Regions from separate parts of the Homo sapiens genome. Here all the other regions are linked to region 3. Evidence: chromatin contacts called from ENCODE Hi-C or POLR2A ChIA-PET data. All regions are on one chromosome and are shown on one strand. The core of a region is the stretch at or near the end of the contact, and the rest is flanking DNA. Distances in the headings are between cores, read along the strand shown. Region 1 holds the start of GAN (gigaxonin). Region 2 holds the start of MEAK7 (MTOR associated protein MEAK7). Region 3 overlaps CDH13 (cadherin 13).

Region 1 (4,156 bases), core at 1,283-3,782, 1.3 Mb after region 3:
ATTACGTATTTCTTCACAGGTGTGATTAAATGAGAAGACTCATTTTTATCCCTCATTCATCAGATTAGTGAGCTGAAGCCTTGTCATCTACCAGCAACTCACAGCTAATATGAGTAAAAGCTGGAAGCACAAAGCGGGTCTTCAAACTCTGAATCCAGTGCGTTTCTCAATTAGGTATAACTGAGCGTCTGTGTACTATGAAAATGTGATGGTGCCAATTTTCTAATGTACACATTTGCTGTGGTAGAAAGAAAGGCAGTCATTCATTCAATACATTAACTGATAGGCACAGTTCTTTCTGGGTGCAAAGAGTAAAGCAGTGAATAAAAGAAAACACCGCCGGGTGCCACGGCTCACGCCTGTAATCCCAGCACTTTGGGAGGCCGAGGTGGGCGGATCACGAGGTGAGGAGTTCGAGACCAGCCTGGCCAACATGGTAAAACCCCGACTCTACTAAAAATACAAAAATTATCCGGGCGTGGTGGCGGGCGTTTGTAATCCCAGCTACTCGGGAGGCTGAGGCAGGAGAATCGCTTGAAACTGGAAGGCGGAGGTTGCAGTGGGCCGAGATCACGCCACTGCACTCTAGCCTGGGCTAAAGAGTGAAACTCAGTCTCGAAAAACAAAACAAAACACCACGACCTCATTGAGGTCACACTGTGGTTGGGAAAGACCACCAAAGTAAATGTGTAAAATATGGGGTACGTCAAAGTGGTAAGTGCTATGGAGAAAAACGAACAAGGATAACAAGCAAGGATTCGGCAATTTGCAATTTACTTCTTTTAAGCCAAACGGATGCCATTTAAAGAACTATAACAATAATGCATCTAAAGTAGTTTTCTTCAGCATTTTCCCAAACAGGGAAGACTTTGGTCTGCTGACTCCAATTTGGGATGGGTTGCTCAAACCTCGGAACTGCCAGCTAGAAGCTGTCTGTCACATTAGCAATCCAAATTCTGTACTAACGATGCTACCCCAGACCCTACTGCCGCCCCGCCCCCCCACCCCTCCACACTCCCCACCGCCAAAGAGCGCAAATGGATTCACAAAACAAATCCAAGAGAAACCAGAAGTTACAAGGGCACTTGAATTTCTTCTAAGTTTAGCACAGATATCTCCCCAATGCAAAGGTTAAAAGTGTAGCGTGCGTGGTGGTTTTGCTGGGACAAAGCGCTAAGAATACACATCATTTTGCTTTTTCTGACCTGTCAATTGTAGTGATATTCTCTACCACTAGCTTATATTTAACCAGCTTACTGGTCAGTTTCTCCAGTTTTTAGCATTCCCCCCTTTCCTTTTATTAAAACAGCAACCTAGTTTGCAAGAAGGTTGCTAAAAGAAAAGATAGTCTCCTGCAAGATCTGATACACTTGTATAAGCACTGTCTTATCAACCTTTTAATTAACCTGGTTAGTTGAGTTGGCAAATCAGGTTAAGCTTTGCTTTACTAAAGTATTAAAATGCCCTTTGTCGCAAGGCTCTCACGGTCCTCGGGTTGTAACAGCATCCTGAGAATTCGCTACAGTTTACTTCAACGTGTAACTCCTCTTTTAAACAGTTACCAGAATGGAGCGGAAAAGACACGTTTGGCAAGGAGAATTTCGCCCGGAGGTTCGGACTACCAACCCAAGGAGAACATCGAGAGGGTTTTCTCTGCCTGCACCCAGCGAGGCGCTGTCTGTCTGGCCTCCCAGCGGGCAGGGCGCTCCCCGCCTGGTTGGCGGCGCCGGCCCAGCCCCCGCGCGTGGATTCAGAGGCGAGCGACTGGCGAACTTCAGCGGGGACCGCGGGCCCGGCCTGGGCGAGGGGGTGACTCTTCCCCGGCGCGGCCTCGCCCAGCCCGCAGGTGCGGGTCCCGGCCGGCCCAGGACGGCGTCTGGGGGCCTCAGGGTCTCCGAGGTCGGGCGCTCGCCGCGGCGGTGGGAACCGGGAGGGACAAGGCGGGGGATCGCGGCCCGGGTCCGGGGACAACTCCAAGGGGCGCGGGGGTCCAGTGGGGAGCGCGGGCCTGGAAGCCACAGAGGCCGCCTGGGGGACGCGGTCAGCGGGGCCGGGTTCCGGCGCTTGCCGGGAGGGACGCCGCGCCAACGGTGACGCGGGGACCCCGGCGCCGGGGACAGGGGACAGGGTCTGGGGGCCACGCCCGGCCCGGCCGCCCCGCCTCCGGCTCCGGGCAGCACCGCCGCGCCCGCCCGCCGTAGCCCCCTCCCCACCTGATGTACGGGCTGGCCGCCGCCAGGATGTTCTTCTGCACCGGGATCTCCTCCCCGTCGAGGACCAGGTGCGCGTCGCAGAAGCGAGACTCCTCGCGGAAAGAGCTGAGCGCTCGCAGCAGACGCGCGGCGTGCTGAGGGTCAGACACGGCACTGCCCTCAGCCATCGCGGCGCCCGCTCCTCTGCCGACGGGTCCGGCTCCCGACACCGTCCGGCCGGACCCCTCGAGCGGCCCGAGTCCTGCGCGCGCGCCCGCCCGGCCCGGCTCTCCGCGCTCTGAGCAGAAGCTGGAGCCCCCGGGACGTGCCTGTGCTATCCGCGGCGCGCTGGGCCGGCGCCTTTAAGAAGCCGCGTCATGAAGTCATTTCTCCGCGACGCCCCCGCACCGTCGCTCCCCGCCTTCTCGCCTCCGCTGCTGGAGATGGCCAATCAGAAGCCTCCTTCCTCCGCCCGCCTGACCAGCTGCGGCTGGGTGCAGCGGAAGGTGTCTACGGATGAGATAGGTCGCTCCCGCGATGGAGGGATGTGCGGGCGGGCTAGGATTCCGTGGTTAAGCCTGTGGCCTCTGGAGCCGCGAGTTTGAATCCTGGTTGCAGCTGTTCCACTTACTAGCTCTGTGGCCATGGGTAAGGTGCCCATCCTCAGTTTCTCCGTCTGCAAAATGAAAGCGAATTCTTAGTGTTGTTGTGGACTCATGAGATGATGCATGGAAGCAAGGGCGAAGTCGCTGTAGCTTTCTTTATTTATGAGAGAAAAGGAGCTGCCCAGGTGAGAGGACAAAAACCCGAGAAAACAGACCCGGAAAAGATGGTTTTGGTTGCGGGCTAGGAAGGAGATGTAGCAGATGAAGCTGGAGAAGTCCGAAGGAGGCCTTAAATTTTGCAGGGCCTCCTTGGTGTGGGAAGGAGTTTGGTTTCTGCAGTGGTGAAGAACCATGGAAGTACCGTATTTAGCAGGGGATTTTGTGCAGGTCACTCAGCTCCTGCGTGGAGAATAAGGCGGGGATGGATGTGCTAAAGGCAGATCGATGCTTAGGTATTGCAGGACTAGAGAGAAGGGAATGGGCACCTGGATGAAAGGGTGATGCGGGGGCGGGGGTAGACAATAGTGGATTGTTTTAAAAGAAATTGTGAGGGAGAGGGAGTTAAGGATAAATATTCTGTTTGAGTAACTGCATGCATGTTTGCACCTTTCAGGGAGAGCTAGGAAATGCTGAAGGGGTGGGCAGTAGAGAGGCAGATGTTTAGATTCAGACAGGCTCCCAACCCAGTGAAGATCAAAGCTGTGATAGAAAGGATCGCTGGGTCAGCTCAGCTGGCAGGCCAAGCCCCACGGTATCTGAAGTTTCCCTGGAGGTTGCTCAGGGCACATGGGAGTGTGGAATGTAGCAACCATTTTGTGCAAACGTTAGGGACTCCATAAGCCTCTAAAAAATTAGCAATTGTATGAGGACTCCGGACCAGAAGAATGTGGCTAGCATTCCAGGCAAGACAGGATGGAATTTTCACTGTCCTTCAACCAACTGAAAGGCTCCAATAAAGTCTTGGGTATTTACCCTGAACCAGCCAAGGCTTTGGAGTCACTGGCAGGAATCCGAGTATCTAACTGTTTTCAGGGCAGAATAGATGGGGAGGGTACGGCTGTGGAAGACACATGCATTTCCACTTTCTTCTGTAAATGCAGCTCAGTGTTCCCGGATGCAATGATAAAGATGTCTAGGATTTGCTTCAAAACAAAACAAAGGGATGGGGAAGCAGATGGGAGTGTAGATGAGTCAAAAGTGGCCGCAAGTTACTAATTGTTAAAGCCACGTAATGGGGATGTGGAGATTCGTTGTACTGTCTCTATATTGTTGTGGATGTTTAATGGGGATGTGGAGATTCATTGTACTGTTTCTATATTTTTGTGGATGTTGAAAAATATTTTCTTCTTTCTTTTTTTT
Region 2 (3,967 bases), core at 265-2,764, 1.8 Mb before region 3:
ACACCTGGTTGATGTGTGCAGGAAGTACAGGGGTGTGAAGGCTGGAAACAGGGTCTAGTCCTTCATGTCTAAAGGCCCGTGTGTCTTGGGCATCAGGAGCCCTGGCTGCAGGTGACAGGCACCTACTCTAAGAAGCCGAGGTGAAGAGCTGGGGCTACTCGTGTCATTGGCATCCACAGCTGGGGGTACCCTGGCTGTAGATGCGTTAGTTTGTGGAGCTGCTTCTCCTGGGACATTGGCCTTGGATCTCAGAGCAATGTCTTGGTGAGGGGCCCTACCTTGTGCACTGTCACCAGCCAGGCCTGCTGCCCTCAGGCAGAAAGCCTTCTATTTTTGTTCCAGCTTAAAGAATAAGAGGTGACCAGCCGGGTGCAGTGGCTAACCCCTACAATTCTAGCACTGTGGGAGGCCGAGGCAGGCAGATCACCTGAGGTCAGGAGTTCGAGACCAACTCAAGCGGACGTTGGCGGGCGAAGTCACGGTTTTCCAGGCTGGAAAACCAGCAGGCCGTGCAGGGGAGAGAACTGGTACCATGGACATGCGGGAGCTGAATCTGCAGGAAGGTGGACCCCAGGGAGGATGCGTGGGGTGGAGAGAGTAGGGAGAAGTCGAGAAACTCCAGGGCAGAAGCCAGAAGGGCCCAGGGAAGACCACCAGGGACAGCGAGCGAGCCAGGGCCAGGAATGGGCGCCGGGGTGCCCAAGAGAGAGGTCTGATGAGAGCACGATCACCAAGCGCCAAATGCTGCCTGCGAGGACCCAAAGCGCACCTCGGATGTAGTGAGCAGGCCCCCGGGACCAGGTTTCGGTGGGTTTGAGAAGGAACGAGCTGAAGAAGTGGGGTGACAGGTTCAGACGTCTTGGAGTGAACGGGAACCGGCTGAAGAGGCGCACGTGGGGTGGAGGGAGTCTGTTTAGCCAGGCTGTGGAGCTGGCGCCTGATGGCTGCCGGGAAGGACCTGGTGCCAGGGAAGAGCGAGGCAGGGGCAGCTGGCAGAGGGAGGCCCGAGGGGAGGCGGACCCGAGGCTCTAGGCCAGGACCAGCAGGCCGGGGAGTCAGGGGAGAGTTGCCTGGGGCCCAGGAGGCTGCACTGCAGAGGCCTCTGCATGGGCTCCACATGGGCCACTCTCCTCCCCCGGGTGTCTTCACCCCCAAGCTCAGCCTCTCCCCCAGGATCTCCCACACCCTGGCTACTCCGCTCCAGCGCCCAGCCCAGACACCCCTTCTCCCCAGGTACCACTGCTGGCCTGGCCTGGCCTGAGTCATTGGCCGCCCTCTCCAGGCGCCTCCTTGGTACGCACGCAGCCGGGCCGGATTCCCGGGCCTGCAGCCGCTCCTCCCGCAGACCGCGGCCCCGCCCCGAGCCGCACCCACCGGGTTCGGCTCACTCCCTGTGAGGCGCGTCACCATTGGCTGACTCCTCTCTTGGGTTCCGCCCCACACCTCCGCTTCCACGATTGGACCAAATGACTGCCCCTCAGCAATGTTGCCTGGCAACAGGGAAGGGGCGGCTCTCGAGAGGAGCCCGTGGGCTGCTGGACCGGACCGGACAGCACCAGGAAGCCCGGCAGGGTAGGTACCTGGGCTGAGGTTCGCAGTGAGCTGACCCAGAGGCGCAGGCCCAGCTGAGTCGGGGGACTGGAGCAGACGGGTCCAGAGTAGGCCTGGGCCCTGCCCCTCCCTGGCCTCCCACGCCTCTTCAGGCCCTCGGGTCGGGGGAGGGAGAGGTGAAGGCTGCGGGGAGGTGAGGGGTGGGGACAGCGGGGCGGGATGGAGGGAGGGTCTCCTGGGGGGGATCAGAATCATCCTGCACCTCCCGCTGTTTATGTGGTCAAGGTAAGAGGGTGGCGAGGTGCTTCCCCCAGGGCCAAGGCCAGCCGTGTTGAAGGGGGATTCAGAGCCTGTGTAGACGCGGAAAGGGAGGGGTGCCTCCACGGAGGAGGCGAGTCTGGGGTAGACACTGAAGTGTGTGTGGAGGGGGTTTTCCTTCTTGTATTCTGACCACACCCATCTGGGCTTTTCCAGGACAGTGAGCTGATAACTGTTCCCAGGCCATGTAGGTGGCCAGCACAGGACAGGTCACCTTCTGGCCCACAGGAACTTCTTGCCCAGGCTCAAGCTGCCCCTTCGCACAAGGGCCTCTGGGCTCTGAGACACAGACAGGACTTCGAAGCCTGTCCAGATGAGGCAGTTGGAATCTCCCCAGCTTGTGGGGGTACGGAGGGACCCTTGTGTGGCTCTAGGGATGCGGGGCCCTTGGAGTAGAGAGTTGGAGCTTGGCAGCCAGGGTGGGAAGCAGCCATGTAACAGCCTGTTGGAGAAGCTCTGAGCAGGAGGTGACTAAGCCATTCCTAGGATACTAGTGGGAACCTTGGGGGCCATCCTGCAGACAATCGGTCCCTGTCCACCCCTCCATCACGGAGGCAGAGCAACCTTCCGTTTCTTCCAAGCAGGGCAGTTTCTCTTGTTCTAAGACAAGATCCCAAGGAGCCATTCTCTGTTGTCTTGGGCCCATTATTCTGTCTCTGACCTCCAGTAAGCAGATCAAATGCCCTGGGTTACCTTATTTAATCTTCTCAACCTTATGTTAAAGAAATTAATTAATGATGCTTATTAAAAGCACATTAATTATTGAAGACCATTGCAATGGGTATAGGGACCACAGCAATGGGATTTTGTAGTAAAGGAGAGAGATTGGGCTCAACTCTGATTATAGCATGGGCAAGTGGGAAGCCAGGAAGCAGGGTGGGGATCAGTGGATGGAAGATGACTGAGGAAACATCAGGGCGCTAGGGTGGATTCTGGGTAAGCTTACCTAGCAGTTTGTTACTGAAGGCAGGCCAGGGTGATCAGACATCACCTAGGGCAAGCTCGTCCAACCCGTGGGCCATATGTGGCCTAAGGCGGCTTTGAATGACATCCAACACAAATTCATAAGCTTTCTTAAAACATGAGATTTTTTTTTTACCATATATGTAGATATATGCACTTATCAGTTATTGTTAGTGGGTTTTATGTGTGGCCCAAGACAGTTCTTCCAGTGTGGCCCAGGGAAACTGAAAGATTGGATATCCCTAACCTAAGCATTAAACCTGGTTAGATAGCAAGTGAACAGATAATGGTGATCAAATATCAAGGATGAGTGGTTTTGTGGGTTTTTTTGTTTGTTTGTTTTTTGTTTTGCTAAAACCAGATTTTACAAAGAGGTACACAGATGGGCCCAGGAGCCTGACTAAAGTCTGGTCAAGCAAAACATCTTGGTCACTTATTATGGGCTGCTGGAACTTTTGTTTGTGTTTTTATGAGACAGAGTCTTGCTCTGTCACCCAGGCTGGAGTGCACTGTTGTGATCTTGGCTCACTGCGACCTCTGCCTCCTGGTTCAAGCGATCTTCCCACCTCAGCCTCCTGAATAGCTGGAACTATAGTCACACGCCACCACACCCGGCTGAGGTTTGTATTTTTGGCAGAGACGAAGTCTCACTATGTTGCCCAGGCTGGTCTCAAACTCCTGGCCTCAAATGATCCTCCCAAAGTTCTGGGATTATAGGCTTGATGATGGAAAGCTTTCAGTCCCTGGCAAGTTTTCTCGGTGTCATGGGACTTTCACAGTACACCTGGGTACATGGGGTGGCCTCTTCTCTGCAAAGCTGTGCATAACACAACCCTACATTGGCCTCGAGACTTCTGTGGGTTCCCTTGTATCAAGTTCCGCTTCCATTTTGTTCCGCTGCCCTACATCCTCAGAAGCCAGGTTTTCTCACCTTCAGCCCTACCGATGTCTGGGACGGACACTTCCTCGTCGTAAGGCCATCCTGTGCACTGTAGGATTTTTAGCAGTATCCCTGGCCTCTGCCTGCTAGATGCCAACGGCACTCCCCTCCCCCAGTTGTGGCAACCACACACTTTTCCAGTCATTGCCAAATGCCCCTGGGGGACGAAACTGCTCCAGTCGAGCTCCACTGGTA
Region 3 (3,852 bases), core at 825-3,324:
CAAAATACAGTAGTCTCTCTTTCTCCAAGGTTTGCTTTCTACAGTTTTACTCAACTGTGGTCAATCACAGTCTGAAAATATTAAATAGAAAAATTCCAAAAATAATTCATAAGTTTTAAATTACATGCTGTTCTGAGTTGCATGATGAAATCTTCTGTCATCCCACTCCATCCTGCCGGGAATGTGAATTATCATTTTCTTCAGTGTATCCATCCTGTCTATCTTACCCATCATCCATTAGTCACTCAGTAACCATCTTGGTTATCAGACTGACAGATTAAAAGAGAAGGGTGAGTGCGCTACAACAGATTTTGAGAGAGACAGCCCACATGCATGTAACTTTTATTACAACATATTGTCATAATTGTTCCATTTTATGGAGCAATTGTTGTTCATCTCTTACTGTGCCTCATTTATAAATTAAACTTTATCACAGGTATGTACAGGAAAAAAACATAATGTATGTAGGGCTTGGTACAATCCATAGTTTCAGGCATCCATTGGGTGTCTGGGAACTTATTCCCCATGAAAACTGGGGAACTACTGTATATATACAAGATCTATATGAGGAAACACAAATGTTTATAGCAGCTTTATTTGTAATCACCAAAACTTAGAAGCAACCAAGATATCCTTAAGTAGGTCAATGGATAAACTGTGATACATCCAGACAATGAAATATTATTCAATGCTAAAAAAAAAAAAAAAAAAGAGCTACCAAACCATAAGAAAACATGGAGGAAACTTCAATGCATGTTACCAAGTGAAGGAAGCTAATTTGAAAAGGCTACATACTATATTATTCCAACCATATGACATTCTGGGAAAGGCAAAGCTATGGAAATAGAAGAAAGATCGGTGGATTGCCAGGGGTTAGGGAGAAGGGAGTGGGTAGGCAAATAGGCAGAGCAAGTATTTTAGGGCTGTACAACTATTCTGTGTGATATCATAATGGTGGATACATGAATTTACACATTTGTCATGTATCCACCATACACCGTACAGCACCAAGAGTGAACCCTCATGTAAACTGTGAACTTTGAGTGATAATGATGTGTCAATGTAGAGTCATTGACTGTAACAAATGTACCATTCTGATGTGGGATGTTGATAGTGGGACAAGGCTGTGCATTTGTGGGGATAGGAGGTACTTGGGAAACTTCTGTACCTTCCACCAAATTTTGCTGTGAACTTAAACCTGCTCTAAAAAATAAGGTTTACTTGCTTTTTAAAAAATGCTACCAGGTGCCAACCTGTCTTCCTCTCTAGCCCCTCATCTCATCACCATCATTAACACACACACACACACACACACACGCACACCATTCAAATGCAACCAGGTGCACTCCAGCCTCTTTCTCCAGCCACACTGAGCCAGCTGCCATTCTCCTTCTACCCTGTGCCTTTGAACCACTGATTCTCTGCTTGAAGCCCCCACTCCCACACTGCCAGCTTTTGTTTGACTATCTTCAACATGATTTTCAGTCTCAGCTCATATGTCATCTTTTCACTGATAACTCTGTCCAAGGCAGATGCTCTTTCTCTGTACTTCCAAATCGAAATCAGAGTTCCTTTTGCTAGACCAGCATTTTCTGCCTTGCACGGTAACTCTCAGCTGAAGTTTCTGTCTCTCACACTGTCCTGAGACATGCCACTGGTTCAAGGGGCTGTCTAGGTGGTGCCAAACCTCATACAGATCCTGGCACATAGCAGGTGCCCACTAAAGGCTAGCTGAAATTTCAGGCACTTGAGTAGTGAGCCATGACCCGAAGGCATTGCTTCCTATCTGGGCGACCTTGCCTACTCTAAGCTTCAGTTTCCCCATTGTTAAAATGGGAAAGAATGATAATAAGGGCAATGCCTATTTCATTTGGTGGTTGTGAGGACTGAGTTAATATATATGTAAAATTAACAAATGTAAACAAGAAAAAAATAGCCTGTGGAGGAGGTAAGCTTCTGTAGGCTTCTTCTGAATTGCTTTGGCTTCCTCTGCTGCACATAAAAACAAATGATGTCACTGCCTTGCCCTCCCCCAACCCCACCAGTGGTTTCCCATCACTCTCAGCATCACACGCACACCCTCCCTGCAGCCTAATCTGCCTCCCTGATCTCATCTCCTACTCTTGGACCCGACACTGCGGTAGCCTCACTATTTCCTGCTTTAGGACTTTGCACTTGCTTTTTGCTCTTCCTGGCATACACTTTCCTTTTGAGATCCACATGGCCATCTCATCTACTTCAGAGAGATCTCAGTTGAAATGTCTCCTCTCCAGGACACCTCCCCTCACCCCCAACCCCTATCACAAGGAGCACCTTCGTCACACTTTACCCTTTTATGGTGCTTGATTGACCGGCTCATTGATTGCAACACTGATTACTAATGAATTTTCTTTACTGTTTGCCTCTGCCAATAAAGCAATAGCTCCATGAAGATAGGAACCTGGTTGTGCCCATTGCTATTTTCCTGGTGCTTGCGGGCATTCAGTAAATGTGTTGGGAAAATGAATGAATGTATGAACAGATGAATCCCCTGATACAATGGGAAAGGCAGGGAAATTATCTTGAGTTTCTTTTGGACTCCATCCTCCAGTTCTGGAAGCTTACCTGTACCCCAGAGCCAAGAGAATGACTAAAAGCATGAAATCTGGGACCACCAGCTCCACAGTTTATTTGCTATGGCTGTGGGCCTCAGCTACTTTGCCTGTATAATGGATCTAGTCACTCCATCTACCTCAGTAGTGTTGGGAGGGATGAAAGAACTGATACGAGGAAAGCCTTTAGCACAAGGCCAGGCACATACCTTTGTTAGCTGCTTCACGTGGTTAATACTATAACCTGAGAAGCTGCCCTCATCCTTTCTGTACCCACCTCTTCTGAATATGAAAAAAAAAAAAATCCTTATTTAAATCCATGGTTCCTTTGATGGTACAGCATTTGTATCTTTGCCCACGGCCCCATCCCCTAAGGATGTCTGCCCCCAAATAAAAGTTGTCAAACATTTTAAATGGTATTAAATTGTCCAGAAAATGGGAATGCCCAAAGCAGAGAGTCAGTCAATCAGGATTATTTGAGAGCTTCAAAAAGACAGAAGGAAGCCATTATTAGGTTTAAGAATATTGCATTCCACCTCCCACACAGCCTTTATCTAAATCTTCATTTAATTGGCAGCCTTCAGCACTGTCAGAATTGCATTCTGAGAACCAAGAGAAGTTTTCAAACATTCACACAATGTTATATGCTTGGCTCAAAACAACTCAAGGGGAAAGAACCATCTCTTCTGCAAGAGATTTGGGGATGCCCTAAAGCTGATGCTATGAGAGTTGGGAAACCGACCTTGAATAAGAAACCAAGACCACCATGTAAGTGTCAGCCAAAGACACTGTCCAGAGGTTTCAGGCAGAGAGACTCGGACCTGCTGTCTCCCCAGAATCTCTAGGTGACTCTCTAAGGGCAAGAATTCATCCTTTCTCTATCTCTCAGGACCTCCCCCACTGGCTGGTGCAGTGTAGGCCGGAAATAGATGTTTTTGCAATGACTAATGAGAATTTTTGCGGCTTTATGTCATAAGGGGAATCCTCTCTCAGGCCCATGTGTCTCTGCCTGAGTGATTCCAACCAGAAGCTGGGCTGGAAGAAACCTGATTTCTCCCTGTCCCTCCCTGTAACCCCGTACAGTTAATTAGCAAGTCTTATCTGTTGTGCTATATCTCATGATCTCTGTGGTATCTGTCCCCTTCTCTTCTCTCTCAGGGCCTTGAATGTGGTCTTCAGTCTTCTTCTCCGGAACTACTGCAAAAGGCATCTGTCTCCCATCCTGCGCCCCGGTGCAGGCACAAGCATGCTGATCATTGGA

Evidence for each region. Hi-C counts contacts between places; a loop is a spot of excess contacts on that map. ChIA-PET counts read pairs that join two places held with the same protein, here RNA polymerase II (POLR2A). Pooled maps may share reads with other maps.
Region 1: a loop to region 3 is called in a map of CD4-positive, alpha-beta memory T cell, with 8 times the contacts of the local background. The contact joins the promoter of GAN here to the enhancer-like site in region 3. A Hi-C loop is called at or near these places in 2 of 168 maps with a recorded cell type or tissue (CD4-positive, alpha-beta memory T cell and naive thymus-derived CD4-positive, alpha-beta T cell), 1 of 37 single-sample maps with no recorded cell type and 10 of 50 pooled maps.
Region 2: a loop to region 3 is called in a pooled map, with 7 times the contacts of the local background. The contact joins the promoter of MEAK7 here to the enhancer-like site in region 3. A Hi-C loop is called at or near these places in 1 of 37 single-sample maps with no recorded cell type and 5 of 50 pooled maps. POLR2A ChIA-PET finds 5 or more read pairs at or near these places in 2 of 52 experiments (OCI-LY7 and activated naive CD4-positive, alpha-beta T cell).

Annotation. Positions count from the first base shown.
Region 1 is chr16:81,313,338-81,317,493 of GRCh38, reverse strand. GAN (gigaxonin) reads right to left here and starts at 2,532. Exons shown (of 11, transcript NM_022041.4): 1 at 2,214-2,532. The coding sequence starts at 2,380. RefSeq lists silencers at 1,656-1,925, 1,946-2,005, 2,146-2,485 and an enhancer at 2,496-2,695.
Region 2 is chr16:84,502,206-84,506,172 of GRCh38, reverse strand. It overlaps MEAK7 (MTOR associated protein MEAK7), which reads left to right and starts at 1,514. Exons shown (of 8, transcript NM_020947.4): 1 at 1,514-1,572. LOC124903736 (a long non-coding RNA gene) reads right to left here and starts at 1,371. Exons shown (of 2, transcript XR_007065149.1): 1 at 1,238-1,371. RefSeq lists enhancers at 1,054-1,173, 536-1,483, 1,604-2,104 and a silencer at 1,724-1,773.
Region 3 is chr16:82,653,778-82,657,629 of GRCh38, reverse strand. The region is part of intron 1 of CDH13 (cadherin 13); the gene reads right to left. Among named protein-coding and RNA genes, the nearest start is that of CDH13, 29 kb to the right of the region's middle. RefSeq lists silencers at 1,928-1,977, 1,912-2,206 and enhancers at 3,110-3,159, 3,400-3,449, 3,500-3,709, 3,531-3,852, 2,951-3,852. Within about 2 kb of position 2,074, at least 14 of the 41 ENCODE cell types and tissues checked have a DNase peak (open chromatin) inside an H3K27ac peak, as active enhancers do.